3 separate regions of the Homo sapiens genome follow, and all the other regions are linked to region 3. Evidence: chromatin contacts called from ENCODE Hi-C or POLR2A ChIA-PET data. All regions are on one chromosome and are shown on one strand. Each heading gives the region's core, a stretch centred on a gene start or an enhancer-like site at or near the end of the contact. The rest is flanking DNA. Distances are from core to core; before and after follow the strand shown.

What was found. Hi-C counts contacts between places; a loop is a spot of excess contacts on that map. ChIA-PET counts read pairs that join two places held with the same protein, here RNA polymerase II (POLR2A). Pooled maps may share reads with other maps.
Region 1: a loop to region 3 is called in a map with no recorded cell type, with 2.4 times the contacts of the local background. The contact joins two enhancer-like sites. A Hi-C loop is called at or near these places in 2 of 37 single-sample maps with no recorded cell type.
Region 2: a pooled map shows a loop between it and region 3 (13-fold over the local background). The contact joins two enhancer-like sites. A Hi-C loop is called at or near these places in 1 of 168 maps with a recorded cell type or tissue (ovary), 1 of 37 single-sample maps with no recorded cell type and 10 of 50 pooled maps. POLR2A ChIA-PET finds 5 or more read pairs at or near these places in 1 of 52 experiments (PC-3).

The regions. Positions count from the first base shown.
Region 1 is chr2:8,377,295-8,382,016 of GRCh38, reverse strand. No RefSeq gene overlaps it. Among named protein-coding and RNA genes, the nearest start is that of LINC00299, 51 kb to the right of the region's middle. Within about 2 kb of position 1,781, at least 5 of the 41 ENCODE cell types and tissues checked have a DNase peak (open chromatin) inside an H3K27ac peak, as active enhancers do.
Region 2 is chr2:8,513,512-8,518,008 of GRCh38, reverse strand. No RefSeq gene overlaps it. Among named protein-coding and RNA genes, the nearest start is that of LINC01814, 68 kb to the left of the region's middle. RefSeq lists enhancers at 2,552-2,601, 2,802-2,911. Within about 2 kb of position 2,013, at least 14 of the 41 ENCODE cell types and tissues checked have a DNase peak (open chromatin) inside an H3K27ac peak, as active enhancers do.
Region 3 is chr2:7,845,088-7,849,429 of GRCh38, reverse strand. All of the region lies in intron 1 of LOC105373408 (a long non-coding RNA gene), which reads left to right. Among named protein-coding and RNA genes, the nearest start is that of LINC01871, 120 kb to the right of the region's middle. Within about 2 kb of position 1,434, at least 4 of the 41 ENCODE cell types and tissues checked have a DNase peak (open chromatin) inside an H3K27ac peak, as active enhancers do.

The DNA of each region.
Region 1 (4,722 bases), core at 532-3,031, 530 kb before region 3:
ATCACTTGAGGTCAGGAGTTCGAGACCAGCCTGGCCATCAGGGTGAAACCCCCGTCTTGAAAAAAAAAAAAATTAGCTGGTTGTGGTGATGCACGCCTGTAATCCCAGCTACTTGGGAGGCTGAGTGAGGAGAATCTCTGGGACCCAGGAGGTGGAGGTTGTAGTGAACCGAGATTGTGCCACTGCACTCCAGCCTGGGCAACAGAGCAATACTCTGTCTCAAAATAAATACATAAATAAAAAAAAAAAGAATGAATGGGTCCTGTGATCTGGGGTCAAAATAGTGTTGTTTTTGTTGACCTCTTACCTGTGTGGATTTCTTACAGATTTTGTAAAAGAATCTTATTCCATCAAAAGCAATCCTTAGCTTTATTTCAAGATTTCCCTTAGTATGTAAACCAGAGCAAGACACAGACCTGTGAGATGCTATGTGAAAAACGGTAGGATGGTCAAACAATTTGGGTAAGGTTTCTTGCTCCATCCTCCTCCTAGAGAGTCCTGGTGGACCTGAGATTTTGGGAAGATGCAGACATACCAAACCCTAGTGTTATTTACCTCTGGGGCTGGTATTGGAGTAACGAAGGTGAGGTTATCCATATTTAATTAACTAACCTCTGTATTGTTTATAAGGAGCATGTATTTTTTTTGTAACTTAAATAATCCTATAAAATAAAGAAAACAATAAAAAAAAAAAGAAGACCCAAAAAATGTTCTGAGAAGGCCTGCCATAAGGAAACCTAGTATGTCCCAAATGTTTCCCACTAGGTAACACTTAACTGGTTCTTACACCAAATTTTTGGGGGAGTGCTTTCCTAATAAACATCAATCTTCCTTGATTGCATACATCTCAGAATAATTTAACTTTACAGCTAGAAGTAAGTTAAAACATGGCCCCTATGCTCACTGCACTAGAAAATAAAGTGACGCCTGCTGAGGTTGTGTGGCTTGCCCGAGGTGACCCAGTGGAGGCCGACCAGAGGCTCCCATCCCCTTTAACAGGAAGGTGAAGCTGCCCACCCCTCACTTTTGTTAATAATGACACTGTTAAATTAAGCTAAATGTGGCCTGAGGAGGCCTCCCTACTTTGAGTCCCTGGGTAACAAATTGCAAGGTAACTTAGTATGTAAACTCACTGAAAGCCCACCTTTGAAGTATACTTTTGTATCATAACTGAGTCTCAGCCAATCACAGCAGCTGAACTTCAGTCAATCCCAGACCGCCAGCTGTTCAGACCACATTCAAATATGGCAAAGGCTGCCTGTAATCAGTCAGGCCCTTTCTGTACCACACTTCTGTTTTCTGCCCATAAATGCTGCCTGCGCACTTGCAGAGTGGAGAGCTCTCTGAGCCTCTCTTCTGGTTCCAAGCGCTGCCCAATTGGAGAATTGTTCTTTGATCAATTAAACTCTGTTGAATTAATTTATCTAAAGTTTTTCTTGTAACAATACCATTACCATTATAACAGCCGTTAACAACAGGGCAATATATACAGGGGATGCTCCCAGCTCTGCTGTGCGTATTGTACTAGGAACCTTTAACATCTCAAGACTTCAGGAAAGATAAATACGTTTTCAGATCTGGGCTCAGGGACCTGCTGTCACTACCCTGGGCTTTAAGAACATGTTGTCACCCTTTTCTCTCCTGACACTGCCTACTCCATCAGGAAAGGGTCTGGTGAGGGCTGATTTTAGCTCTCCCAGGCATGGCTGCTATCCTGAGTCCCTGCTTCCTTGACACGCCTTCCGCCTGGCTTCCTGTAGGTCTCTGAAAGTGGCAGGGAAACCAGATGCACGGGAAATGACGGACTTTGAGCATTTCTCCCCTAAGACCCAACAGAACACTTCATGGGGGAACTTCTGTGGTTATTAGCCAGCTTCCTCTGCTGAATGAGAAAGCCGGCTGCCCCCTCGCACTCTAGGCTCTTGAAAGGTCAGACTTCTGACTCTAAAAGTGACCCAGATGAGATGCTGAAAGGCATGTTGGTTACAAGGGAGGGGACAAGAGGCACAGCTGTATTTCCATAGATAGCAAATACAGGGGGGCAAAGCCATAGATTTTAATTTTGACACTCCTTAATGTAAAAAATAAAACAAAACAGAACACAACTGGCATGCTTGCAAACACAGGGTCTGAAGTCCCTGTGGGAATAACCAGCCAAGGAAAAGTGAATGTGGGAAGGAAGAATGGGATTGTATCAGGCTGCTTCACAATGGGAGGTCACCCCACATCATTTATAAAAGGTAAGTGCTGGCACAGCCTGGCGGGCCCTGAGCACCACGCTGCAGGTGTGATTTATGAGGGAGAGACTGACTATAAATCAACACCCTTTGTTTTAAGTAGTAGTTCCAGTGCAGTGGATTAATTTACATGCAAAGAGAATGAAGAAAAATTGCAATGTATTATAATCTACACGTATCACAGAATTAGATTCCAAATTGGAACAAAGCGTTCCCACTGGCTATTTGACCACGACTGTAGAACAAGTGCCCTTGTGTGACGTTCTTTACGGGGCAGGGATGAGATAGTGACCGTTTGGGTCTTCAGGTCACCAGGGAGAGTGGTTTGTTGGAATCCTGAGTGAGAAGCTTCAGTGCTGGAAACCAAAAAAATTAATTCCTTTCGATGTTGGCGTGGCCTGGTTGCCAGGCTCTCAGGGTATCTTTGTTAGTAAAAAATCTTGCATTGTCATCATTTTTGTTACCATATTTGAACTTTGGTGTATTGCTGCTCTTGGTGTTAATATATTATAAAAGAGGGAGACAAGATTCTAGGCCAGTTCTCATCAGCCATTGTGTAGCTGGGGATGAGAGAGAAGAGCCAGTTTGAGCGTGTGCAACTGACGCTGGGAATTTCCATCATACGTGTATTTATTCTATTTATTTGGATCTTTGATTATCCTTACTGTCTTAATGGCTCATGGTTATTTCACATATGTCAACCTTGTACTGCTCAAGAGACAAAAAACTTCCTGAGAGCAGAGCTGAAATCTTTGGTTCTCTTGTATTTCTCAAAATGCCTAGCACTTTGTATGGGAAAGAATTGATTCTCAGGATGCACTTGTTGACTTGAATCAAATGTCTGTGAAAACAGGAGAGAGCCATTGCCATGAATAATCAAAACCCTAGGGTTATTCAAAGCCCTCATTTCAGCTCTTAAATTTAGCTCTCTTTTCCCTCAAGCCTTTTATCATAAATACCATGAGGGGGAAGGAAAGAGGATTATGATTTCATCTCTATTTGCCTCTCCTACCCTCCTGCTGGTACTGAAATGATCAAGAGAGTAGAAAAATGCCCAAAAACCAACAGAAGGAAAGAGATGCAAACGGCTCAGAGAACCATGCATGGGAGGCTTTGCCTAGAATGACTGAGACAGACTGTCATCTTGTAAGCTACTACCTGTTTTTGGTTTGGTGATGATTTTGTACCCATTAGTGTGTGCGGTTTTGCATTTGTGTACTTTGCGGTTTCAGGTGGAACTCGAAGTCTATTCTTTCAAGGACAGAAGGGAATTCCTAACAGTGCGCTGACAGTAAAGTTCATGACAAAGAACATCTGCATGCTATTACTATCGATTTGGGTATTCTTGGATATTTTTATCCTTTTTTTCCCAAAACAAATTATTTTCACTGAATACCAAATGTTCTGTTTCTACTCAAATTATAAATCATGATATGAATCTATTAGAGAATGATATGGCCTAAAGATGTCCTACCGATTGTCAGGATTTTCTAGATTTGCATATAGTTGCTGGTAGCACTGTAAGCAGTGCTTAGTGGACTTTAGCTAAGACAGTGGCCATGCCATAGAAATCCCAGGGGGAAGCTGAGGTTGAGCCAGGTGGGTAAAGGGAGAGCCAGAATGTTTCTGAAACTGCTCATTCATTCCTTCATCCACCGTTTATGAAATACCTCTTGCAGTCCAGGCATTGTAATTGGTGCTGAGAATATAGTGATGAGGACAATGGAATCTATGCCCTCAAGGAGCGGGGGCTTCTCAGGAAAGAGAGACTCTGGTAACAGAGCATGTTCAGGGCTATGGCAAGGATACCCCAGAGAGCCTAGGCCCTGTACCAGCCAACCTAGTGGAGTTGATGGGGGCATGGAGGGGTATTGGGACAAGTTTCTGAGGAAGACATTTGACCCACTTTTGATTTGTTCTTTAGGCAAAAAGTAGAAAAGGGTGTTTCAGTGACACAGATAGAAACCAGGATTTGTAAAGACAATATCTGAGTAAGATATGTTTTCCAAAATGCAAAAATGATACAAAATTAAACCTTCCTTAATTGATATCTTAGAACATTGATTATTGAGGCACATTAGAGGGGGTGCTAGGCTGAACTGCTCAAAAGAATGAACTCTGATATTGTTTTCCATACTCAATAATTAGCACTATTGCCTGGTACAGAACAGAGGCTAAGTTCGTGTTTGCGGGAGAATCAGTTAACTCTTAAATTTTTATTTCCTTGGTCCCTTTTTAACACTAAACAATTAGTAGTAGAAGAAAATGTAATTGTAGTTTGTAATTTAATGGCTATCTTGGATATAAGGATGATCTTTTTACAGTCTCTAGTTAAGTTTACTCTGCATTGAAAAAGCCTATTTTTTCTTTGTATACAAATCAGCATGATTCTTCTAAAGTGAAAAATAATTTTGCTAAGTGATCCACTGCCTCGCTGACCCAATGGAAGAAAGCAGTGGTTTCTGTTTTTGAGAATTAGAATTTT
Region 2 (4,497 bases), core at 764-3,263, 670 kb before region 3:
CGGCATGGGCTTGTGGGAGTAGGTGATTCCGGGTCTCCTGCCTCCAGGGCCTGTCATGAGGACTCCACAGAAAGTGACTCCACAACAGTGGGACTCAATGAGCACCTTTGGGAACTTATCCCCACCTCACCTTTAACATTAAAAAAAAAAATCACATCAAAACAGAGTGGCAAACTGGTAAAAAGTACAGATACTGGAGCCCCACTGCCTGCACCCAGGCTGCAGGAATTTCTAGCAGTGTGATACTCAGGACACTAGGCAACTTGCTTCTCTCCCCCACCTCAGTTTCCCCATCTGTAAGATGCTGATGATGGCGGCTGACAGTGCCCATCTTGTAAGGTTGCCACGAGGATCAAATAATTTTATATATATATATATATATATATATTTTTTTTTTTAGACCGAGTCTTGCTCTGTCACCCAGGCTGGAGTACTGGGGCATGATCTCAGCTCACTGCAACCTCCACTTCCCAGGTTCAGGTGATCCTCCTGCCTCAGCTCCCCCAAATAGCTGGGATTACAGGCATGTGCCACCACACACAGCTAATTTTTGTATTTTTGTAGAGATGGGGTTTCACCCTGTTGCCCAGGCTGGTCTCGAACTCCTGAGCTCAAGTGATCCACCTGCCTCGGCCTCCCAAGTGCTAGGATTATAGGACTGAGCTACCGCGCCTTGCGATTATAGATACTCTTAATCACACATGCTGGGAACAGTCCCTAGCAGGTGTGGAAATCAATAAATATAAGCTACTAGAGTATTATCTGTATTAAAGTGGGTGGTCTCTGAATACGGGTGCTCCTTCAAGCCTTTTGCGGGGTGGCTTGTTTGGAGGGAGGCTTTACTTGCCGTTCTGCCTCCCAGCCAAGCTGCTCCGTGTTGGACCTGTGCAGGCAACGAGGGGCTGAAATGGTGCTTAATGGCAGCATGGCGTGTCCTTTACTCCAGGCTGTACGCGGGCAGCTCCGAGATCTCCATTTCTGAGCCTCTTGCTCCACTGTAGACTTGGGAACTACTGCTTCTGCTCCCCCAGGTGCATCACCGTCTACGGGAGGAGGATGCTGAGGGGCAGTAGGACTTGGACCTGCCTTGGTGTGACTGGCCTTGGAATTCCAGATGTGCCACTTCCAAGCTCTGTGACACAGAGCAGGTTACTTCACCTCTCTGAGCCTTGGTCGTTATTGTTGATTGCTCAATGAGCATTTATTGAGCACCTCCTTTGTGTGGAGTTCTATTTTAGGTGTGAGAATTAATAGATTCACATAGCCACTAGTCACTGTTACTTAGACATGGCTCTGGGCCTGAGAGAACGTGAAATCTATTAGGGAAAAGATCACTAAATTGATGATGGTCAAGCGTGCACAAGAGTGGGAAAAGGTCCTGGAAGGCTCTCCAAAGGACGGGCTGCATTTCAGGGAGAGATGGGAAGCAGCCTGCGGGATCGGGGTACCCTGGAAGGGTGTGTGAGGGGTGGAGGGTGAAGGTGAGGAGGCAGGTGGCACAGCTGTAAAAATGACACAGTGTGAATGCGTGGGGCTCAGGGCAGGCACGCCAGCTCCCAAAGTGTAGGGCCATGCACTATGTTATGTGGTTTAAGCAGATAACTCATTTCATCCTCATAAATCCTCTGAACTAGTCACAGTATTTGTAACTCAATGTTACAAATTACAAGTAATGATAAACCACAGCCTGCCCGAAGGTCACAGAGCCAGGACATGCAGCATGGGCAGTAGGTGGGCTCCACTCTGAGCCCTAGGCTTCACCACAAGGCTCTGCTGCCTCCTACTGTGTCTTCCTTTCTTCCTGCCATGTTGGAGGAACTCAACTGGGAACCACTAGCCGCAGTCCTGAATGGGCCCTTTCTTCCCATGAGGACACCTGGCTGGAGGTTGGGGCCCAGAGGAAGTGGAGCGACAGCAGGTGTAGAATGGTTTCTGTTTGCTTCTCAGTTCTGAAGTGTTTCCTCTGATAACATTCACAGACAGCAGCTCTGCTGGACAGTTACTGCCCACCTGGAGGGCTTGAGGTGCTCTGTGTGGGGAGGTGGAGGAGGGGAAGGGGAGGAGGAGGAGGAGGGGAAAGGGAGGAGCAGGAGGAAGAGGAGGGGGAGAAGGAGGAAGACCTTGAGGAGGAGGAAGATAGGGAAGAGGAAGGGAGGAAGGAGAGGGAGGAGGGGGAGGAGGGGGAGGAGGGTGGATAAAGAGGAGCAGGAGGCAGCCATGCCCAGTGCCTGAGCAGGACCTGAGTGTGCTGTTCCTGAAGGTATTAGGAACCTCGAGCTTTCTACACCCCAGCTTCCTTTGGGTTGAGGTGTTCCTGAGACATTCACAGTGTCAAGGGCAGCCCTCCTTCGTGACGCAGGGGACGAGATACCATCGGAACAGGAGTATATTTAGAAGACAGGAAACCAGCCCTCCAGCTTGCCCTTGATTTTACAGCCAGCGTTTTAGCCTTGTGAGCACCCCCGGAATTGACTGAGGCTGCAGGGCACTGTGAGAGGCCCTGCAGCCACCCATGTGGCCTCTTCCCCTTTTCTCCTCTCTGCCTCTTGGCCTCTCTGCTGTCTCTCTTTCTGTTTCTATGCTGTGCTGGCTTTGCTGGGGTTGTCCCAAAGTGATGGGGGAGAAATGACATTTTACTTGGAACTGAGTCATTTTGCTGGATTTTTTCAGCTGCGTTCCTGATTAGTAAACCTGTTTCAAGAATGGGAAAATGCACGGGGCTATTTTTAAGTGTTCTCAGCACCAGTGTCCCTAATTCCTAGAACAGACATCAATTGCTTTTCTAGTCTCAAATGCAGATAAACATGCGGCAGCGACATGACCTTTAGCAAAGTAGACTTGCCTACCAACAGTTTGCTCATCTGTAAAATGGGGCTCACACACCCTACCTCATGGGCAGAGGAAGAAATGAGACAATGAGCACCTGACCCCCCACACAGTGCATATTGCCTATGGGTGTTTAATGTGCTGAAGGTTCCTCTGGTGGTTTTTTTCTGGATGAAACTGTGCCAAGACCAGCCCCAGGGGAACTGGTGAATCCCCTGGTGTGCTAAATACAGGTGTGTTTCTTAGTTTAAAATCCGCCTTTGGTCGGCTACTGGAGGAATCATACTGAAACTTGTACTTAAATCATCAGCTGGGAGAAAAGTTGGTAACTCCTGCTCAGTAAATAAACATTTGCCAAGCCCTCCCGTGCTAGCTCTGCACAGACAGATGGAGAGGGAAAGGGAGGTCACACAGCTCTGCCTGAGAGCCTCCATGAAGGGAAGGAGGTGAGCACAGAAATGAGGACCAGGCAGTGAGAATTGTGGGATGGGGATGGGGTGCCTGGCTCTACTAGGGGAGTTTGGAAATGGCTTATCTGCAGGTCTCATTATCCATGGTTGAAAGCTAGAGGACACTCCAAAATGCAGCAGTAGTGGAAAGACTGGGGCACCATACGCTGTGAGGAATACGTGACCTTCCAAGAATGAAACACATTTATGTGGCTAATTTAAATGACAGCCGTGATCAATTTAGTGTCTGTTGAGTGCTAGACATCGTGCCCAGTGGTTTGCATGTACCTCCTCATGGGATCTTCACAGCAGCTCTGTGGGGCTGGTACTGTCCTCATCTCCAGATTACAGATGGGGCCAAGATACTTGCTCAAGGTTGGACAGTTAAGAGACAGCAGAGTGGGGTTTGAATGAGATCTGTGTGACTTGAAGTTGGCTCTGCCTGTGCTGGCACCTGGCTTCCCTGCTCAGAGGATGGGCTCACCCTTCTCCCCTGGCCCATGCCAGCAGTGAGGGAGGCATCCTAGGTTCCCTGGTCTCTCTTGCTACCATGTCCAAGCAATGTTGAGTCCGAGCTATCCCGCCTCCCTCAGCGCCATCCTAATTCTGCTTCTCATCCCCTCCCCGCTGCCCCACATGGGTCCCGCCTCACCCTCTGTCTCCTGGCCTCCTGCAGGAGCAACCTAGGTGGTCTCCTTCTGGCTGTTCCTCCTCAAACCCATGCCTTCGTGGCTGTCAGTGAGCCCTATAAAATGCAGTGGCACGTCCCTCTCCAGGGTACCCACCTTCAGGACCTCCCTACTCCCACACTCTTGGGACATGTCTGTCTCCACCTCAGCATCCCCAGTGGGCCCTGCCTGCCCCTCCAGCCTCCTCTGGAAGGATCCCGGCCCCCTGCTTCGTGCCCAGGACCGTGAAGCTGTTCAGGGTCTTGCTCAGGCCAGGCCAGCTCCCCTCTTCATGCTGTCCCCACCTCCAGCTCCTTCCTTTCCCTTTGCCTGGTGGCTCCTGCTGTGAGACTCAGCCCTGGCACATTTCTTCCAAGAAGCCCTTCCAGACGCTCTCCTCCCAAACTTCCCGTGAAACTCTATGGGTATCCCGGTTCCACTGGGTCTTTCTCATGACACGGGAGTCTCTTTCCATCTTTTTTCATCTCTGTGCCCTCGCACATCTCACACTTGACACCTGACATTGGAATGCACAAACAAGACAGATTCACATC
Region 3 (4,342 bases), core at 185-2,684:
ACGATGACTCTTAATTATCTAAAATAATTATATGTAATTGAGATCTGGCACAGGCTGGAGAAAGAAATCAAGCTTTTTATATTTGTCTCCTCATTGAGTTTAGCTCACTTAATCCACTGGATACACATCTACCCTTACAACAAATACTTACTGAGAAACTATTACAGATAAGACATGGTCCTGAGGAGCAAGGGCCTGCGGATACAAATTGTTCAATGATCTCTAACCTCTGGCATCTCAGTCCAACAGTGGGAATGGTGGCTCAGCAACTCAATACAGCATAACACCAAGAGGGCTGTCATAAAAGGACAAACACATTAAAAATTACTATGGAGAAGGATGAAGGTAATTGTCTAGGTGGCTGGCAGCTGTGGCCTATGCCCTTGTGTGCCCATGCTGTGGTCTCTACTAACACTCCATGATGGGAAATGCCCCAGGAGACGGATCCTGCCTGTGGGTAGTGGGTGCTTTTGAAGAAAGTGAGATGGAAACAGACTAGCTAGGAAGCCACTGGATGTGGGGCAGGATGGTGTGTAGGGACAAAAAGAAAAGACAAGAACCCGTTTTGATAGAATTGCTCACTGGGAACATCTTTTTTTATGAATATCAAACTAATTCTCCAAGTCAGCCTGGAGTGCAGAGTGGCCAGTGGGAATGCATGCCGCTGAAATTGCTTAATTAAAGGCATGATATCCTGTGTTCATTTAATGCTTTACTTCATGGTCACTGTTTCTTATCTCACAGCAAGGTCCAGGCCTCAGCATCATGCAGAGAACACTGCATCATCCAGAGGCCAGCATCAGAGCCTCCTGGGTAACTGCAGGAAGGGGTCCTCGTCTTGGTGGCCCCAAGTGGAACACCTTTCAAATGAATGCCCCCACCTATAGGGTGGGTGTATGGAGGGTGAAGGAGAAGCGATCACACTTATGGTTTCAGGACCCAGGGAAGATAAAAAAGCAGAGGTGACTGAGCGTCTGGGGAAGAAGGTGATAAACAGCTTCTCAGAGCTTGCAGCACAGACAGCTCCATTCATAACTTGTTAAATGGAAGCTCAGGAATGCTTTCAACAAGCGGGGACATCTTATCTGCAGCATGGATGAGAAATTTCACTCACAACAAAGCTCAGCATAGAAAGGGCTCTTATCTCAGAGTCCAGAATGAGGATATTAGTAACACTGCCTGCTTCTTTCTCAAACCCTATTAGCGTCAGGTAATAGGTTTCACCAGTGGCTTTTAGCATTTGCTCAGCTGCAGAGAGCTACTGAAAAAGAAAGTTTCTTTGGAAACAAGAAGACTTATACTGAGAAACATTACCCGATCATTGAGGTTGCTATTGATTCAGGTATTTCTGAATAGTTGCCTGGAAAGCATTTCTGTAGAGTGAGTCAGGCTTTTGCCCTTCACTTTTGTTTTGAAGATGAGAGTAGTTGCTTCTGGGCAAGGTTTCAGGAAGCCAACATACACACACACACACACACACACACACACACACACACAAAACTGTGTATGTGTGTGTTTCTGTGAATGTACGTCTTTATGTTTTTATGCTTTACTGAAATCGTTTGAAACTAAGGGAATACATGAGGAAGCTTCTAGGGATCCCTGAAGTTCATGAATTTGTATAGAAGACATCTGTGGCTTTTTAAAATTTGTACTGGAGAGCAGGGTCATGCTCTAATTAATGACACGAGTAAATATACAAAGCACTTCTGCCTACATTACTGGAGAAAAGGCCTGAAAGAGGTAGGTGAGAGCTATGCTTTCTATAAGGTTGGAGCAAACAACAAATGCAAAAGCCCTGAGTTAGGAACGTTCCTGAGATGCTCCAGAAATAGCCAGGAGGGCAGTGTGGATGGAGCAGCGTGAGTGAGGAAGGGAGTTGTAAGTGATGAGGCCAGAGAGAACTGATGTGTAATGGTATGGGTACGGCTTACACACCATCACACATCAGTTCTGGTGGCCAGTGCAGTGGCTCCCGCTTGTGATCCCAGCTACTGGGGAGGCCAAGGCAGGAAATATAGCTTGAGACCAAGAATTTCAGACCTGCCTGGGCAACATAGTGAGACCCTGACTCTACAAAAAAATTAAAAAAAAAAAATGCCTGATGAACCATTCTAAGAATTTCAGCTTCTGTATCTGTGTGAGATGAAAAGCCAAGGGAAGCTTTTGAGTCCAGAAGTGTCGTGATTGGATTTTCATTCTGAATGATTTCCACAGGTTGTCCTGTTGAGAATAGAATTAAGGAGGTTGGGGGATAGAGAGGCTCAGGGTTGATCAAGGGGTGATTGCAATCATTGAGGTAAGAAATTATGGGGATTTCACTTAAACTAGAAGCCATGGAGGAGATTAGATGAAGCCATTTTCTGGATGTGTTCTGTGGAGCCACTAGGATTGTTGATGGATAGGTTATAAGCGTCAAAGAATGAACGGAACCATGGATGACACTGATTTCCAAAGCAATCTCTCCATCTTTTTTTATTTAAAAATCCTGGCACCCCAGCGGCTTTGATCTTGGAAGCTGGTGAGCAGCAGTGGCCTCACACTCGTGGTCCATGCCCATGAGGAGCTGTTCCCTGCAGAGGAGGCTCCTGGCTCTGGTAGTCACCTTCTGCAGGGATCATGGGGCCAAGGGCCCACTTAGGGAAATCCCACACCCACTGATCTGTCCTGATCGAATCCTGAATGGACTGTATCAGAGAAATGAGCACCCCTCACACCTTTTCACTAAAGGCAAGACTAGAAAGAGGTGGGTAGGGGGTTGGGGGAGAGCTGATGCCCCCAGAGCACTGGAAATCAAATAGCGGCAGGTGCTCAGCAAGGCCATGCTGGCCACCCTCTGTTTGCCTTTCAGACCCTTCTGCCTCCTTCCAAGTCCAGCCCGTGCCCCAGGACACATCCTTAGGGAATGCCTCTGGAGCCTCTGGCTTCAGGTTGAACTTGGGTATTGAGGAGCACCCGCATAAGGAGAGTTAGAGAAGGGTCAGGTGTGTATCTTATTTGTTTATTCATCTTGTTTGTTACTCTGTTTCTCCTTTGACATCTTCTTTTGTGTAAAACAAATTATTTTCAGTATACTGTTAGTAATGTATTAAATTTTATGTCTATATATACTGGCTCCTTAAAGGAATGCAATACATGTCTTTAACTCATTGCAATCTAATAATTAGTGACTTAATTTTTGTAACACGTAATAATTTTGCACATATATATTTCTATGCCCTTGTCCTCTCTCTGATGGGCTCAGGGTCTGGCTGGATCTCTTGACTCTCCTGAGGCCCCCACCCCTGCTTAGTGGCCTTCCCACACTGCTGACCTCTCTGGGGGCGCAATTTCTCCCACCCCTCCCCTCTCAGGCTGGAAGGGTTGGCAGCTCTAGGATGTTACTAGCCCAGGAAATTAGACTGTTCTCGTGCTCACCCTACACCTTGCCTGCTTCTTTATAAACAATCCCTTTACTGAATTATACTAAAATTATCTCATTTGGGTGTGCCATCTACTTTCTACAGAAATATTGACTGTTGCAGAGGCATACTTTTTGGATTTTCAAAGGCTGTTAAGAATTATAGCCTAGGGATTATAACTTTGAAGACTGTTTTTAATAAACTTTATTGAAGCATAATTTACATGCAATAAAATTCATTAATTTTTAAGTGTACAATTTGATTAGTTTTGACACATGTAAATAGTCCTGTAACGAATAACACAATAAAAATGTAGAGTATTTGTATCAAGATGTTCTGAAATTTTCCAATTCCCCTTTGCAGTCCAATCCCTCACTCCACACCCTGGTCCCTAGAGACCCTTGCTCTGGTTTCTGAGGTTTTATCAGTATTCTGACTTCAGTTGGCGTGTCCTCTGCAAGATGTCCCAGCCTCATGGAAGTGATTAAGCATACAATCTTTTAAACAGAAAGACCTTGCATGCCTCAGAAGTGCTTGGGATATTTGAATTCATTTCAAAGTCAGGCTCTATGAGTAATAGGATGCTGTCCACTGCCTGAAAGGCAATGAGGCAGGAAGACAATCAAAACGAAAGATCAGCATTGTCTGGACACAGATTTCACTCTGAGATGGAGTTCTGAGGGGAGTCATGGAAAGATTTGTCCTTGACAGTTCAGAAGAAAGAAATGGGCTCTGGCTTCCAACAAATGCCAAGTTCAAATCCTGGCTCTCCCACTAACCAGCCTGATGTTTCAATTCTGTAGACTTCTACTAGTATCTTTTTCTCTCTAAAATAGAAATAATCATACGTAGCTTATGTATTATTGTGAAAATTAAAGTGTATTATTGTATAGAATAAGCCCAGAACAGTATAACAATATATTTGTACAGTACATATGATA